Regions from separate parts of the Homo sapiens genome. Here region 2 is linked to region 1. The links are chromatin loops, found by intact Hi-C in ENCODE. Cell type or tissue: ovary. All regions are shown on one strand. Each heading gives the region's core, and the rest is flanking DNA. Links, peaks and the distances in the headings are about the cores only. Region 1 holds the start of LOC124900227 (small nucleolar RNA SNORA48). Region 2 holds the start of LOC105375010 (a long non-coding RNA gene).

Region 1 (9,422 bases), core at 922-8,921:
TGGCCCAGCAATTCCTCACTAACCTTTGAATATTTAAGTAAGATACTTAAAAATATTTTACCCAGCATTTTTAGTTGTCTTCAAATGGAGGCTTGGTCTGAATTACTCAGTCCATTAATGGAAGCAGAAGCCCTTCTGATGCAGGCCTTAGTTTTTCAGTAGTTTGCTCTTCTCTGGGCCTTAGCTTTCAGAAAGATTCTCTTGTCTGTAGTAGTAAAGTCTGTATAAAGTCTGCATGGACTTTTCTTGCGTACACACATTGCCACATCACCTCCAGTCAAGGCTGGAAGAGAATCTTGCATTTTACACATCTAATATTTCAGAAGAGCTGGAGTCACAGCAGTCCTCTTCACTGAGCTCAGAAACAAAACCCTGCTTGTGCATATATTCAGGCTGGGACCTCTAAAATGCAGACACCTAAGTGCTCCAGCTTTGAGAATTCTAGCTTCAGTGTGACAACGGCATAAGGAGTTGCCCTACGGTGTAAAGGCCCCTGTGAGGTCTCAGTTTGCAGACCAGGATGTGACAAGGAGATTGGAGCTGCAGTCAGCTCTAGAGGCCGAAAGAGGAGCCAAACAGCAAACAGAGGTGCCAAATGCTGCCTTAGAAATCTGTAAGCCAGCTAAGAGTTCTGCAGTCTCAACTAAACAAAACTTTTTTATTCCATTGGTTTGGGGTGTACTGTTCTTAGGGCTTTTGCCAACTGAATTGGTCTGTGGTGTCTTGAAAGATTGGGGGTCTGCACGGAAAAGGCTCGGAGGCCAGTTCTCTGAGGCTGCCTTTGTTGCAGGAAATAAAATGAATCTTTCCAGAGCCACAGCACTAGCATTTGGAGACCACTCTCAGGGGCTTTGGGGCGTACGACTTTCGGGGCTCTGGTCCTCTGTTTCCCTATCCGTAGAATGGAGACGGCTACTCTGTGAGAAGCCCGAGGTGCGCAGGACCCAAGTGAGGAGCCGGCAACCTGAAGTCCTCAGGATGGGGAGGGATCCGAAGGAGGCGGTGTGAAGACTCAAGAGGACCGCCTTGGGGTGGGAAGAGGACAGCCCGGCACTGGCTGCTGGCCCAGGTGCTGTGATGGGTTTCGTGCGCAGAGAGGCCTGACAGCCTCTGCATCAGTGACCGGGCGAAGAGTGGGGCAGCTCGGACGGTGGTTGGGGAACGTTAGGGAGATTGGCGCGCGGACCACTGGGTGAGCGCCCAGGAACGCCGGACGCGCGCCTTCACGCCCGGGTGCCTGGCGGCGTTTTAGAAAAGCTGTATTTGAAAAGCAACCGATTGGGGTGAAGGCGGGGGAGCGGAATCCTGATTACACTGTCCCAATTTCAGTTGAGGTGGGCTTTTAAAAGAAATCCCAATTCACACATTCGATCAGGTTAGTTACAAGAAAGGCTGGGAGGAGGTGGGGCTGGAAACACCAGAGGGCCCAGATGTCCGTTGGCGACGGTCTTCTGCAAACGACAGAGCGCAAGCCTTGCCCCTGGAATTCTAGAGCCGCCGCAAAGATAGGAACTCAAAACGACCCGAGCCCCGGAGCCGCAGCCCCTCGGGACGGTCACGAGCAGAGCTCCCAAGGGGACCGCTGGGGACTGGGCGGGGGCTCTGCTTCTCACCTGTTCCTTCTCTATCCACTGAGCCCTGACACGTAGGACCAGCGCTACTAACAGACTTGTTTTCCGGTTCAGCTCCCCTTAGGGCTCCTGTTGGAAACCGACCCTATCTGGGGAGCCTGTCTGGGCCACTCCCATTGCCGGAGAACTCTCCTGGGGCGGGGAGATGGCCCAGGTTTGTGGGGCTTGAAAGCTTACACAGTGTTGTGTCTTTTCAAGAAAAAGGATACAGCCGGGCACGGTGGCTCACGCCTGTAATCCCGGTACTTTGGGTGGCCGAGGTGGGTGGATCACGAGGTCAGGAGATCGAGACCATCCTGGCCAACATGGTGAAACCTCGTCTCCACTAAAAATACAAAAAATTAGCTGGGCATAGTGGCATGTGCCTGTAATCCCAGCTACTCGGGCGGCTGAGCCAGGAGAATCTCTTGAACCAGGGAGGCGGAGGTTGCAGTGAGGCAGTGAGCCAAGATCGTTGCCACTACACTCAGGTCTGGCGACAGAGCAACACTCCGTCTCAAAATAAAAAAATTAAAAAAAAAAGGAAAGAAAGAAAAGAAAAAGGATACAGAATTTGACAAAATTAAGAATAAAAGCAAATATGACTTACAATGAGGAAAAACAATGACAGCAAATGATAAATGTTTAAAAACTGACATATCACAAACATCAAAAAATCCCCCCAAAATTCTAATAACTGCTTGAACCACCCCTATATTTTCCCATTTATATTTTTTGATTCCCTCTTCATTCGACAACACTTTTGTAATGTATTTTCCTGGGTGAGAATGAATAATTTGGTATTTCGTCTAGCATAGTTAAGCAAAAAAAGTTTTTATTGAAAGTTTAGAAAAGTTAATATCCATTTCACAATCGTTATTGGTAATAATATGCAAATTTTTAGTGCTATTAATTTTGGAGAAGCCTCTGTGAAGAGTTTCCTATGTAAGCCTGAGATTTCAGGGCATTTCAAGTTTTCTTGGGCAGTGACTAATCTTAAATACTCTTTTAAGTTGCTGAAAGTCATTGGCCTGTTTTTCGTTAAGTCCTTGTTGTAAAGGTGTAGTATGAAACTGTTTGTAGATGTCAATATTTTATGCCAAAACAACAAGTTTTTTAAGTTTTAATGTGTTTATGTGGTTAATTCTTCATCAAGTGATTGTCAAACAATCTAGGCATCTATTCTATTTAAAATGTATCCCTTCCCTTCAATAAATTGCTGGTTTTGGCTGGAACCAAACTTTTTTTCTTCTTCCAATTCCTTTTCTGATGTCAGAATAACTTCTATTAATTTCATGTGCAAATATGCAAGAGATCATTTTATTTCATGATGTATGTATAATTGTATATGCATATTTAATAAGTATATTCCTAAAGAAGAGAGCTTCCATTTTGACTAGACTTTGATGAGACTGAGTAATACGCTTATAATTTTCTACATCTAGGGGTTAAAAGGATTTATTGGCTTCACTGTCCACAGACTTCTGGTGCCTCATGTCACAGCACACATTCTTATTGTGACAGATCTCTGACCTTTCACTTTAGTCTCTGATGTCAGGTGAGTTATCTCAGTGGGTGGTGGTTCCTGTAAGCCACTTCTACACTGAGACGGGTAGCAATAACTTGACTATACATGAAAGTGCTTATGAACCACATATCCTAGTAATCTCAAACAATGTAATCCCAACTTAATTTCCCCTTAGCTAGAACCCCCACATGCTACCTGATACAAGAGAAACTGTGACAGAGGGAAGTTGACGTGGAAGGAGACAGTAATCCTAACCGTGGTTAAAATATGTTACTTTTGCAAATTTTACAAAACACTTAGCATGACCATATTGAACACATTGCTTGGAATTCCAGGGTCTTGGAAAGAACCAGTGCAAGGGATGAACTTAATGGCAGAGCTTCCTCTGCACACTTCACGACTGCAACAGGCTTGTCCCTGAAGTCTCTCCGCTGGGGTCCCACTTCAGGCTGACGTACTGTCTGTGTCACCGAACATCACTCTCTGCATTTGCTTACCCTTTTTGATTCTTCCCTGTGCCTCAGTTTGGAGTTGGAAGCTCATAAATTCCCCTATTATAGGGAAGTGGCTGATTGTGTAACCCTATCCTTTTGTTGAAATAGGTGTGTCCAGTTAAGTATTTACTGTAAACCAGCCCCTCATACGCATTCCACTGGGGGTGGATTCATTGCTTTCTACAACCTCGCCATATGTAATGTCCACACTGGTCCATCTGGCTGTGCTTCTCAAGATCAGCTGTTTTGTAGGACTTGAAATAAGGATTCCTTAACAACCTGGTGAATGCCTAATAGCCTCAATACATTTCAGGCTGTTTTAGTTTTGTTTATTTGGTTTTCGTGTTTTGTGGTGAGAACACTTAAAATCTACTCTCTCAGCAATTTTCAAGAACACAGTGTACCATTACTAACAAATCACCAGAAGGTACAACAGATCTCTTGAAGTATTCCTCCTTGAAGTAACTGAAACTTTGTATCCTTTGACCAACCCATCCCCATGCCCACCACGCCCAGACTTTGGTAACCACCATTGTATTAATACTGTCTGCTTCTACCAGTTAACCTTTTTACACTCTAAGTGAGGTCATGCTGTATTGGAGGTTGTTTCCTCCACGCGACTGGGTGGAATTCAGAGGTTCCTACCAATAACTCATTTCTTTCACCAGCAGCTCCCAAGGGCTCTGCTGAGTCCCCCATGCCTCCTGAATCTGAGATCTTGAACCCCTGCTCCTCCCCAACCCTGTTTTTCTGAGAACTGCCTCATCAAACATAGAGCATAGCAACTTTCCTGAGATTTCTCTAAATTTCCTCTTATTCAGGTCACTGTGCATGACAGATTGACTGCTTGATTCCTGGAAGTCTAGGGATAAAAAGTATTGAGTGCTGGTCTAAAGGACAGGTTTCAGCAGAGGACACAATCTCAGAGCAGACAACTTAAGTTTCAGTATTAGGCATTTCCGTTCTTAAACATTCCTTCACTATTTCTGCCCAAGACATTTCTCACTGGTAAACTTTCCTTGTTGGTTACCTGCCTTCTGCAGCCCTGCAGGCTCTGTCTCTCTCCTGGGCCACCCCTCTTCCTCTTACACAGTTTTATGCTCCCCTTCCCTTCTCTTTCCTTCCATCTTCAGTCTACATATTTCACGGCTAGCTTTCCACAGCCAGATGTTTCTTGCCCTGAGGAATTATGCTATCAGTTTTTAAGCCACCGTTTAAAAGACGGTTGCCAGTGCCCTAGAGTCTTGGCAACAATGCTCCACCTTCCGGAGGTGAAGCGAAATGGTGTCCTGTCTTGAAAGACAGCGCCACCTACTGTCCATCAAGAGACAGCTGCCGAAAACAGCTGAATGACCCTGTTCATTGCCTGTTCTGGGGAGGGTGGCAGATAATCCAGGCAAGAATAATTCGAAGGTACATTGAACTTGAGGTGGTGATGGAACACTTAAGAATGCACAGAAGTTTAAACTCAATAGGGATAGTAATACCAAGCTGGCATCGGGCCTCAGGGAGGTTACAGGATCTGCATAGTGCTAACAACTGTGCATCGGTAGAATGGGAATCTGAATCCGGACACTCCGCCTGTGAAGTCCACGTAGCTCCACCTCGCTGCACTAAGATAGAGTAGATCTCCTTTTATGGATGATCAAATAAGTGAGAGGGAACCCAGGAGCCAGTGGAGAGGAGAATTTTAAGGAGGGGACTGCTGATGATCTAAAGTTTGAGTCATCAGTTTGGATGTGAACTGAGAAAATACCGCTGGGATTTGAGTTTAGGACTTAGTTGGAGACCCTTAGAGAGTGGTTTAGGGTGCCCAGCCCTGGGATAGGCATAGGAGAGTATGGAAAGACAGAAAGACATAGTCCTATCCCTCATGAAGCTAAATGTGAGCCAAAGCCAGGGAAGTTGGCAAAAATCAAATGGTAATAAATGAGACGGTGATTTAGGAAAGAGAGATCCATGTAGAACCTGCAGGCCCCTCTGACACCTTTGTGAAAATTAGGATGGATCAGTTCACTTTCTTGGGGCCATTGCTGCCCTGAGCCAGAGCCCACAGCTTGGCAAGCAACCTCTGGGCTAGGTCTCAGCCCCCATTCATCAGAATGAAGACTGACTTGTTAGGAAAGTTTCATTCAGGAAACTGGGACTTGAGCTGGGCTTCCACTGATGTGAAGGGTTTGGAGCAGCTGTGTGAAAGAGGTAGGAGTTAGGTCTTCCCTGCTGGGAAATGTCAAAACAGAGGCAATTAAGAGTCATAAAGGAGAGAGAGAAGACAAAAATCACCTGACTCTTGGCTCCAGTATTTTTAAAGCATGAGAAATTAGATAAGATCACTCCTTTAAAACAGTTACTGAGCACCTAATATATTCAAGGAGCTATGCCGAATAGGCTGACTCAGGGAAATAAGGACCCTGACAGTTGCGCATTAGTTTGTAGTTTATGAAGCACATCCATTTCCAGCTATGACATTTTGTCCACTTTCTTGTAAAGGAGGCTGAAGTTGTGGCTGCCCCTGAACATGAAGCTACAAATCTCCACAATTAGGACCATAATCCAGATTCTTTGACTAGTCCAGAATTCCTTTCATTCTGACCATCCTCTTCTTAAACATTTTAAAATTTAGGTAATTGTTTAGATAGATGGCACATTTGCTGGCTCAAAATTTTAAAAACACAGGAAAAAGTCTCCCTCTTGCCCCTGGTTTCCACACATCTAGTTTCTCTCTCCAGAAGCAAATTTTACTAGTTCATTGATATATTCTTCCAGAGATGTTCTTTGCATAAAAAGCAAATAAGAATATTTATTCTTCCCCGATTTGTGCAAATAATAGCATATTATACACACTGTTCTGTACCTTGCTTTTAAATTTAATTTATTTTTATTTTTTAAAATCAGTAATCTATGTGTCCAAAGCATAAACCAGGCATGGGCATAGACCAGAAGCCAAGCTGGGATAAACAGGGGGTTGCTTTGTTCCTGTCTGATGTGAGATGGGCACCATTAAGCTTTTTTTTTTTTTTTTTTCGAGACAGAGTCTGGCTCTGTCATCCAGGCTGGAGTACAGTGGCGCAATCTCGGCTCACTGCAAGCTCCACCTCCCGGGTTCACGCCATTCTCCTACTTCAGCCTCCCGAGTAGCTGGGACTACAGGCACCCGCCACCATGCCCGGCTAATGAGACAGGGTTTCACCATGTTAGCCAGGATGGTCTCGATCTCCTGACCTCGTGATCCACCTGTCTCGGCCTCCCAAAGTGTTGGGATTACAGGCGTGAGCCACCATGCCTGGCCAAGCTTTTTTTTTTTTAATGTATCAATTTATGTTGGAGATTATTCCAATAGCAAAAGTTCCCTTCCACACCCCACCCCCTACTAATGGCTGCACAATGTTCTATTGTATGAATGTAGCTAGTTTATTTAGCTTAACTTCCGTTGATGAACATTTGTTTTTTTTCTAAAATTTGAAGCAAATGTTTCTAAAACATTGATGCAATAGGTATATGCATATATTATTTCACATATGCATGAATATATATGTAAAATTTCTAACATCAGAATTGCTGGCTCAAAGAGAATGTACATTTGTAATCTTGGAGGAAATTCTCAAATTCCTACTCCTCTAAAGGAGGAGTACTAATTGGCATTCCCATCAGCAGTGTATGGGAGTGCCAATTTCCTCACACACTTACCAACACTGTGTTACCAAATGTTTGGATTTCTGTCAATCTGATAGGAAAAATAGTATGTCAGTGTTATTTTAATTTGTATTTTCTTCATGAGATTGAGATTATCTTTTAATATGCTTTAGAGACATTTGGTATTTCTTTTTCTATGAAATGTCTGCTGAGATACCTCTGCCCAATTTTCTTCTTGGTAGTTGATAAATTCTTATTTGCAAGAGCTGTATATAAAAGGTAATTAGCCCTTTGATTTTGATGGCAGTTGTAAATATTTTTCTTCTTCCAATGGTATTTCGTCATTTGTCTCTTGACATTGCACTTACGGTTTTTTTTCCCCCATGCAGGTCTTTTTTAATGTGGCTGAATTTATCTTTCTTTCCTTTTATGGTTTCTACATTTGAAACATTCTCAAGCTACTGCTAGTTAAATACAGTGGATTTCTGCCTTCAAGTTGCTCAATAAACCAGTAGGAAAATCAAGAAAAGTACCTAAGTAACTAGTAGAAGTTACTATATAGTCAGTACTATAAGTTGGTACAAAGTGCTGTTTCTTCATCTGTCTATCCATACATCTAATTATCAATCTATCTTTCCATCTGTCCATTAATCCATCCATTTATCAAGCTTTTACTGAATCCTTTCTAAGAGCAAGAAAAGGTATATATAGAGAGATGACATTTTATGGTAATGAAGCCCATGGGCTGGGATAAGAGACACCCAGATCTGAATCCCAGCTCTATGTTTACACCACTGTGGCCTTGGGCAGGTTACTTAATCTGTCCACATTTTTGTTTCTTATACTATTTCATGAGATACGACAGGAACGTAGATTGTGGAGGGGTCAAGGATTGAAGGTTAAAAAACAGACATTGTCGGAAATGCCTTAGGAAGAGAACTATAAGTGAGTACAATGCCTACATTTATAATTTCAGGTGGTGAAATCTGAATCCTGACAAGGTCAAGAGAGTGGCCACTAGGGTGGGTGGCAAAAGCAAAGGTCATTGGATGTGAGCAGGACAAGAACTGAAAGGCCTTGGTGTTAAATGATCATGTACATAGTCTTTGAAATCACCAGGATCATGGTAATTTCACAGCCAGATGAAGGGCAAGTTCTGGGAGGATCCTGAGCACAGGAGCTTCTGTCCCCGGTGGAGTGTGGGATGTGCCACCCTCCCAGCATGTGGATGCACTCACCAACCTGGAATCTCTCCAAACCTCTTTGTTCAGGATCTTACAGAGGTTCCATTATTTAGGTATGATTGATCAAATCACTGGCTGTTGGTGATTAACTCAGTCCCTGGGCTCCTCTCCCCTCCCCAGAGGTCAGAGGTGAGACTGAAAGTTCCAACCAGCCAGGCGTGGTGGTTCACGCCTGTAATCCCAGCATTTTGGGAGGCCAAGGCAGGCAGGTAACCTGAGGTCAGGAGTTCGAGACCAGCCTGGCCAACATGGTGAAACCCCGTCTCTACTAAAAATACAAAATATTAGCTGGGCATGGTGGTGTGCACCTGTAATCCCAGCTACTCGGGAGGCTGAGGCAGGAGATTCGCTGGAACCTGGGAGGCAGAGGTTGCAGTGAGCTGAGATAGTGCCGTTGCTCTCCAGCTTGGGCAACAAGAGTGAAACTCTGTCTCAAAAAAAAAAAAAAAAAAAGAAAGAAAGAAAGAAAGATCCCACCCTCTAATCACATGGTTCTTCTGCCAACCAGCCCCCATTCTTCCTCCAAGAGTCACCTCATTAGCATAAACCCTGGTATGGTTGAAAAGGGCTTATTATGAATAATAAAAGATACACTCATCAGAACATAACCATGTGGTAAGTTGAGGTGCATCAGGAATTAAGATGATTCAACTTAAAATTTTTGACTTTATGATGGGTTTACTGGGGTATTGAGTACACTTTCACCTTACAATATTTCTGACTTCAGTGAATTCACTGGGACGTAACCCCATCATAAGTTAAGGATCATCTGTTCAAGGGTTTTAGGAGCTCTGTGCCAAGACTAATTATATATATATCTCACAAGATCACACAACCCACAGCAAACAGTGGCAAAGTGGGATTGAGGGAGGAGGCTCTGAAATGAGGTTTTCAACAAGCGTCTTGGACCCTT
Region 2 (9,422 bases), core at 955-8,954, 270 kb before region 1:
TGCCTCTGCCCACCCTTTGCACTTGGGGATTGCCACTGCCACAGCCACTGTCTCCCACATGGACCGTCCTGGAGAGGGAGCTCCACATTTGAGTTCCTGTTTCATTTGATATGGGTTACAACATTAGTATTGGTGGAAATCCTTTTAAGACCCAGCTGAAACTACGAACATCTTTATTGGACATCAGCATTTAAAGCAGGAATTTTGAGAAATTAGCACATAACTTTCACACCCCTTTCCTGGCCAGTGCCCCAGTAACCTACAAGGCAACCGTTCCCGCCCACGGGGAACCAGAACTGACAATCCCTCTTCAGGAGACACCACAGGTGAGAGCAGGAGCGACCACAGACCTGCACTGCCCCTGCTGTGGGTGCCTCCTGGACAGGGCCCTCTTGCTGCAGGGCAGGGGATGAACCATCCCATCTGCCCAGGCCTGAGGGGCCAACTGACAGTGCAATTAGGTTCAAGGATGAGAAATCACCACCCCCTGCCAGATACACAGAAGTGGGGAAATGGCAGAAAGACTCGGGTTTCCCGGACACTCCAGGCTCTCAGTGTCTCCTGCACTGTCTCTGTCTTTGCAGAAACACAAAACTTGCTGCTTGCTCTTTTCCCCTCCCTTCAAACAACCTGACTGTGCGGGAAATCATCCTGACCATCTCTCACTCCAAACTCATCAGGCAGTGCTTATTCTTTCAAAGGTATTTTGTGACTGTGCAAGCAAATATAAATGTATATGTGTATGTTCTTTCTCCCTTTGCACACAAATTTTAGCAAACTACATATGCTTTTCTGTACCTTGCTGTTTTCCCTTACCATTGTATCACGGAGACCATCCCATGAAGAAATATCAAGAACTACACTATGTCTTTCTTTTTTTTGTTCAAAAATTTCTTGGCAATCCACTGTATAGGCATGCATTTTTTAAAATAGAGATTACCCTTTTTGAATGCAATGCTTTTTAACCAGCTCCCTACTGATAGGCATTTGGATTATTTCTTTCAGAGAACAATTTGACATCATGTAGCATCATATGGGAAGGGTGCAGTGACCCCACTCTTACATGCATATCCTAGGGGAGCTCACATATTCTTGGAACCAGAAAGCAATGTCCCAGCATGTTCATTGCAGCAGTGTCTTTAATAAAGACTATGTAGAGGTCAATGAAGTGGGGAAGAGATAAATTGTAGCATATTCCTCCCATGGAATACTATCTAGCAATGAAAACAAATGAACTATTTGTGTGAACATTGATCCATCTCATAGACCATGTTAACGGAAAAAGCAAGCAAATGCATAACAAAATCAGCAAGAAACAATTTATAAAAAGTCTAAAAGTAAAGCCAGGCAAGGGGGCCTATACCCATAATCCTAGCATCTTGGGAGGCCAAGGTGGGCAGATTGCTTGACCCCAGGCGTTCCAGACAAGTCTGGGAAACATGATAAATCCCTTTCTCTACAAAAAATACAGAAATTAGCCAGGCATGGTGGCGCAAACCTCTAGTCCCAGCTACTCAAGAGGCCTAGAAGGGAGGAATTGCTTAAGCCTGGCAGGTAGAGGCTGAAGTGAGTTGTGTTTGTGCCACTGCATTTCAGTCCAGGTGACAAAGTGAAACCATGTTAAAAACAAACAAACAAACAAACAAACAAAAACAAGAGACTTTTTAAAACTTAGTAAGAATATAGGGGCATACAGCAAATTCAAGACACACATTCACCAACAGTTCTTGCTTTGCTCAGTACAGTATTGACTGAAACACATGCATAACAGAACTGTGGAAAATCAGGGCTATCTACACGTGTTTCTGTTATTTTCTATGTATACTACATACAGCCAATAATATTAAAATGTCACAAATTGACAAACCTGGGTGGCAGCTTCACAAAGATTTCTTATAATTCTCTATTTTTTCTTCTAGCTAGAACTACCTTATAATAAAATTTGTGAAGTGAATCCACAGAAATTGAGCAAAATAAAAAGGAGTCGTTGAGTGTGAGGAAAGCTACAGAGAAGTAAAGACAGGTGGAGACATGACAATACTGAGCATGTTAGTGACCTTCACAGTAACTGACTTCCTGGAGGAGTGTGAGCTTAAGCCAGAATGAAGTGATAGACCGTGAAAGACGGATGAAGGAGTAGGAGCTTCTGGAGGCAAACATGGTATGTGGTTGGCTGGATTGGGATATGTGGAGGGACTCTGAACATTCTGCTTTAGGTCCAGCACTAGAGAAAGAGGACTCATCTTTATTTAGCACCTTCCACAATCTGTAGAGAAATCTGAAACATTGCAAAAGAAGATATATGAATGGCCAGTTCAGGGAAAAATGCAAAGTAAAACCACAGTGAGAAACCACTAAGCAACCATTAGAATGGCTAAAATTAAAATGATTAATAACTATAAATGCTAGCAAGGAAGTGGAACAATCTGTACTCTCCTCCATTGCCTATAAGAATATAAAACATCCATTTTGAAAATCAATTTCATATCATCTAATAAAGTTAAACAAGCTAGTCCTCTACAGCTACCATTTCCACTCCTAGGTATATACTCAAGAGAAATGAAGATTTTGTCGATAATCCCTGCATAAAAATGTTCATAGTTTCTTTATTTATAATAGTAAAAAACAAGAAATAACTGCCAATGTACAAAAATCATGATTCAGTCATACAATGGAATATTATCAGCAATGAAAATGAAAGAACTACTGATACGTGCACCAACATGGATTGATCACATAGGTATTACAACAAGCGCAAAAAGCCAGATACAAGGGAGGCCATATGGGATGAGTAGATTTGTATGAAGTTTTAAAACAGGAAGAACTGTGCTATCCTGACAGCCGTCAGATCAATGGCTGCTGGAGGCATGGAAGCTGAGTTGAAGGGAGAAAAAGGGATCTTTATGTACATTGATAGTGGCAAGAGTAATATGCTGTATTGGTCAAAATTCATTGATAAATTTGATGAAGATCTGATTATTTTGGTATATGTACATTTTATAAGCTTAAAAAGCTTATAATAAAAATTATAAAGTTGCTGATAAAAATAATAATTAAAAATATTAGCAACAAAATCCAACAGTATACCAAAAGAATAATACACCATGATATATCCATATATGGCAAACACACAGCTAACATTATACTGAATAGGGACAAGCTTATAGCCTCTCCTCCAAGATCTGGAAGAAGGCTAAGACTCCCACTTTCATCACTTTTATTCTACACAGCACTAGAAGTCCTAGCAAGAGCAATCAGCCAAGAGGAGGAAATAAAGGGCATCCAAATTGGAAAGGAGAAAGCCAACTTAGCCTTATTCGCAAATGGCATAATCTTTTACTCAGAAAAAACTAAATATTGGCCGGGTGCGGTGGCTCATGCTTGTAATCCCAGCACTTTGGGAGGCCAAGGCAGGCGGATCACGAGGTCAGGAGATCGAGACCATCCTGGCTAACATTGTGAAACCCCGTCTCTACTAAAAATACAAAAAAAAAAAAAAAAAAAAAAAATTAGCTGGTCGTGGTGGCGGGCGCCTGTAGTCCCAGCTACTCAGGAGGCTGAGACAGGAGAATGGCGTGAACCCAGGAGGTGGAGCTTGCAGTGAGCCGAGATCGCGCCACTGCACTCCAGCCTGGATGACAGAGCGAGACTCCATCTCAAAAAAAGAAAAAAAAAGAAAGAAAGAAAAATCTAAATATTCCACCAAATAAATGGTGAGAACTAATAAGCAAATTCAGTAAAATTACAGGATACAAAATCAATGTGCAAACTTTCAGAGCATTTATATATACAAGCACCATATAATCTGAAGAAGAAATCAAGAAAGCAAAACTATTTATAAATCATAAAGAGGATAAAATAACTAAGAATCAATTTACCCCAGGAAGTAAAACAAAAACTATAAGGCACTGATGAAGGAAATTGAAGAGTACACAAAACTGGAAGAGCCAGGCGCAGTGGCACATACCTGTAATCCTGGCACTTTGGGATGATGAGACAGGAGAATTGTTTGAGCCTGGGAGTTCAAGACTAGCCTGGGAAACATAGTGAGACCTTGTCTCTAAGGAAAAAAAATAAAACACACAAATTGGGAGAATTAATATTGTTAAATATTAATTTAAAAAATGAAACACATAAATTTCATGCACATAAATTGGGAGAATATTGTTAAAATGTTCATACTACCCAAAGCAATTTACAGATTCAATTCAATCCCTATCAAAATACCAATATCATTATTCACAGAAATAGAAAAAATTATGAAATTCATATGGAATCATAAAATATCCCAAATAGCCAAAGCAATCGTGAGCAAGAAGAACAAAGCTAGAGGTATCACACTTCCTGAATTCAGAATACAATATAAAGTTATAGTAACCAAATCAGCATGGTGCTGGCATAAAAACAGACACATAGACTAATGGAATACAAAAGAGAACTCACAATAAATCCATGCATTGATAGCCAACTCATTTTTGGTAAAGAATATACAATGGAGAAAGAACAAAAGCAACAATGGAGAATAAATGGAGCTGGGAAAATGCTACCAGATGCAGAAGAATACCACTAGAACCCTGTCTCCCACCATATACAGAAATCAACTCAAAATGGATTAAAGATTTAAATGTAAGTCCCAAAACTATAAAACTACTAGAAGAATGCTTACAGGAAACACTCCAGACATGGGTCTGGGCAAAGACTTTATGGCTAAGACCTCAAAAGCACAGGCAACAAAAATAAAATAGACAAGTGGGACTATATTAAACTAAATAGCTTCAGCACAGCAAATGAAACAATCAACAGAATGAAGAGGCAACCTGTTGAATAGAGAAAATATTTGCTATGTATTCATCCAGCAAGGAACTAACATCTAGAATATACAAGGAACTTAAAAAACTCAGCAGTAAAAACACAAATAATCCAATTAAAAAATGGACAAAGTGTCTGAATAGATGTTTCTCAAAAGGAGACATACAAATGGTCAACAGGTATACGAAAAACACTCAACCTTATTAAATATCAGGAAAATGCAAATCAAAACTATAATGAAATATCATCTTATCCTATTTAGAATGGCTACTAATAGGAAATAAAAAATAATGGATAGTGGTGAGCATGTGGAGAAATGGGAACTGTTGTACACTCTTGGGAAAGTAAGTACAGCAATTATGGAAATCAGTATAATGATTTCTCAAAAAACAAAAAATAGAACTACTATTGGATCCAACAACTCCACTCATGGGTATTTATATAAAGGAAAAGAAATCAATATATCAAAAGACTACCTGCACCCCCAGGTTTATTGAAGCACTATTCACAGTAGCGAAGTTATGAAATCAATGGGTGAATTCATCAATGGGTGAATGAATAAATGGTGGTATATATATACACAATGGAATGCAATTCAGCCATAAAAAAGAATGAAATCCTGTCAGTTGCAGAAACATGGATGTAACCAAAGGTCATTACGTTAGGTGAAATAAGCCAAGCAAGGAAAGACAAATACCACATGTTGTCACTAATATGTGCGAGCCAAAAAGGTTAATCTTAGGGAGGTAGAGAGAGTAGAATGACAGTTCCCAGAAACTGGGAAGAATGTAGGGGTGGGAAAATATAGAGATGCAGGTTAATGGATGCAAATGTCCAATTATATAGAGAAAATAAGTTCTAATGTTTGATAGCACAGCAGACTGACTAAAGTTAACAAAAATGTATATTTCAAAATAGCTATAAGAGTGGATTTGGCTGGGCGTGGTGGCTCATGCCTGTGATCCCAGCACTTTGGGAGGCCGAGGAGGGTGGATCATGAGGTCAGGAGATCGAGACCATCCTGGCTAACATGGTGAAACCCCGTCTCTACTAAAAATACAAAAAAAAAAAAAAAAATTAGCCGGGCGTGGTGGTGGGTGCCTGTAGTCCCAGCTACTCGGGAGGCTGAGGCAGGAGAATGGTGTGAACCCGGGAGGCGAAGCTTGCAGTGAGCCGAGATCGTGCCACTGCACTCCAGTCTGGGTGATGGTGTGAGACTCCATCTCAAAAAACAAAACAAAACAAAAAAGAGTGAATTTAAAATGTTCTCAACAGAAAGAAATGATAAATGCTTGAGGTCATGGATACCCTAAATATCTTGACTGATACACACATTCTATGCATGTATCAAAATGTCACATGTATCCCATAAATATGTACAAATATTATGTACCAATTTTAAAAAATTTAAAAAATAAACAACACAATATGGGGCATTTAAAAAGGTACAAAAATTATGAGCATGATAAAAATTTGGCAAATATTTTCCTTTTTATTAAGATCTTTTTCATTCCATAAGTTTAAGGAGAATAAAGCCCATAAAGCATCAGAAGAAGTTGCTCTCCTGAAAGAGACTCTTCTGCTCAGTTAAAAAGACAGAAACAGAATCACTGGAGTGAGTAGGACTTTGGAGAACTGCACAGCACCATGTCTTAGTGTCTGGGATTACACAGACTTAGGGAGGAGGCCTCACCTTCCGGGAAGAACTAAACTTTGGTTCTCTTTCTTGTTTTTTCTATTGCAAGACCAAAATTTTAGAAAACCAAGAGAAAGATTTCAGCCAAAGGGTTGTACTGTCTATTACTCTCTTTTATTTTTTAGAACATCCATTGTCAAAGACGATCCAGACTGTTACAAGAGGAATTGTGTTCCTACGCCACCAAAATCCACATGTTGAAGCCCTATGTTGAGAAGGCAGAAGAAGTGGCCATCTACAAGCAAAGGAAAGAGGCCTCAGAAGAGATCAACCCTGCAGCACCTTGACCTTGCACCTGTGGCCTCTGGAACTGTGAGACAACACATATTTATTATTTAAGTCACCCAGCCTTTGGTACGTTGTTATGGCAGCCCTAGCAAATTAAAACAGAAATATTACCTTTTCTACCTTGTCCTATGTATGAACATGAGATTTTTTTAGGAGTATGAATTACCTGAGATTTCAAAAGATAGAGTGAGGCAATTGAAAATAGATGATATAGGGTCATTTCCAAGCCTCTGAGTGTCCCCTGGCCACCACAGAAAAATGAAGATGTTCCCATTCCCTTTCAGTTTCACACAAAGCAAAAGTTGTAGACCTAAACTGACATAGAATCGCCAACTGCATTAATTTATTTGAGATAATGAGGCAGCTAGTTTTGCCCAAATTTCACAGAAAGACGATGAACAAGTAGTAAGCTAAAGAGGCTTCTTTTGCAGGGGATTGCAGGTATTATATGTTTTTCTCCTACTTTTAAGATACATTTTCCTAAAAAGTTTTGTCTAGGAGTAAATGTCATCACTTTGCTTTTTTTCCTCCCAATTGAATCACTTGTTCCTCCCTGCATTTCAGTAATGTTGCTAGCATGGAGGTGTTTGTCCATGATTCACAGATGATTCAAAGAGCAGAGAGCTTCTCCTGAGGTCACACAGCACGTAAGCGGTGGAACAATGGCAGGCACATGACTCTCTAGGCCCCTAGTCCAGTTTTCTGGGTTCTATGAGAATTGTAGCCCTTGGTTTCTGTTACATGTGGTTCTCTTTTGAGCCAGAGAAGGAGGACGCACAGTGAGAAGAAAGTGCCAGAGCCCCAAGTCCTGGCTTAGATTTACTGGGCTGGGGCATGGAGACAGAGGCTGCCACTGATTCTCTTAACTCCAGCTTCTATTACCAGTCACTAAGCTGAAAGCAGGAAAGTTTATCTTCTGCACTTGGTCCATCAGAACTAAGATGGCAGAAAGCCCCACTATCTACCACGGAAAAGACAAGGGTCCCTCTTACCTTGAACCATGACCCAGCTTTCTAACTACATATGTTTTTCTGCACATGTAGCTATTTTTCTTCTCATCAAGCTCCAGTACTCACAGTGCAAACACAGGAGATACTGAGCCTGATGCTCTGATGGAAGCTCTGAGTTGAGATTTTATTTTATACTTAGGTGCCTCTGAGTCATTAGAGTTTTTTGCCTGACTCCACTCTGGCCCCATTTCAATCAAGGTCTATATGCTCTGGGACCTCTCCAGGTTCTCATCAGAAATGAAAAAAAAAAAAAAAAAAAGCCATGTCCAGCTCCTGGGTCCTCCCTGATAGCAGTGAGAGGCAGCTTCTAATGGGAGAGAGCCTTGGGGTGACCAAGGCCTCACAGACTTCATTATTCCTGGACCACATGGCTCCAGCCTCCTGATCACAATGGATCAGTGGTCTTAGATTCCGCTCCAATATTTGAAGTTTTTTGTTCTTCGGCCTCGGCAAATGCTCTCTGGTTGAGATGAAGGGAAAAGACACAGAGACGCAAAAGCTGTGACTGCATGGAACTCTGTCCAAGGTACCTCCCGGTGTTCTCTTACTTATGTTGGCCATGTCCTCATGAATTTAGTGAAATGGGCATGTTGTCTCTGAGTGGAAGTGAGGGGACACTACTGGGCAGAGCTCCATCAAAGGGTGGCTGGTGTCCTCTATACCATTTATCTACACATGTTGGGGTTTTTCTAGCATGAAATGTCCCAGAGGCAGCCAAACCCGAAGCTTGGCTCCTCCAAGGAATGAGTGTGAGTATCATAGCCCTGGCCAATGAGCACTGAACTCTAGAGAGACCAAGAGACCTTCTAAATATTGGGACACTTTAGTTCTGAATCCCAGAAGTTGGCTTCTTGCCTGGGAGGCAGGTGTCACTGCATCTGATCCAAAAAAGCAGCCCCATAGCTCAAGATGCTCTTCTGGATTTCTGCCTCTTCCTGGTTCCTGGCCAAGCAAATCTTCACTGCTTTGCTAGCCCATCTATAAATTCAACCAGACTTTTCAAATATGTATTTTCCTCCCATTTTTCTAGTTGTACTCAATGGGAGAAGTGGTCCAAATGACCTAATCAGCAATTGCTGGAAACCAAAGTAACAGTATACAATTCTATGTGTTAATATCATATACCAAGAGAGAAAATGTATAGATATCAGTAGTAGCCATTTAAGCACTGTAATAATATCTATCTATATCCCATGAGTATAATATATATAAATAAATGATAACAAGAAAATAATCTTTATGTGTAATACATGACTATGACTCTGACAGACAAACCTGAGAGCATAGTACGACACTTATCACCTTCACTCATGAGCCAGATAGTGTGAAATGAGAAGCAGAGATTTGAAATGTGTTGCAAAACTCTCTCAAAGAAAGTAGAGTAATATTTTTCGTGAGCAAATCAAAGCAATCTCCTCACAAATCACATTGGACTTATAATGTGTGGGATGTGTCTTTATTAAAATGGAGGTAATCCTAGGTATGTGGTCTTTTTTACATGAACCGTACTGTCACTGGCTCACTAGCTGTCACTTCACCAACAATCATTCCATTTAATAAAAGGGAGATCCCCCCATGGGCCAGCATTTCCCAGGTGGAGGCCTCTTGCAGGCATAATC

Evidence for each region. Hi-C counts contacts between places; a loop is a spot of excess contacts. Peaks named below come from ENCODE experiments on the same cell type or tissue, not always from the same donor. Only the 100,000 strongest peaks of a DNase experiment are listed, where the experiment ranks them.
Region 2: a loop joins it to region 1, with 8 times the contacts of the local background. A loop is called at or near these places in 39 of 110 quality-filtered maps.

Annotation. Positions count from the first base shown.
Region 1 is chr6:30,126,274-30,135,695 of GRCh38, forward strand. It overlaps LOC124900227 (small nucleolar RNA SNORA48), which reads right to left and starts at 6,669; the gene lies at 6,532-6,669. In ovary, for the core only: a CTCF peak has its summit at 4,937 (motif pointing left); a DNase peak (open chromatin) is centred at 4,928; H3K27me3 peaks cover 476 bases.
Region 2 is chr6:29,853,379-29,862,800 of GRCh38, forward strand. It overlaps LOC105375010 (a long non-coding RNA gene), which reads right to left and starts at 4,008. Exons shown (of 4, transcript XR_926681.2): 1 at 3,968-4,008. It also overlaps the pseudogene MICF. In ovary, for the core only: no CTCF peak of the experiment used is centred there; no DNase peak of the experiment used is centred there.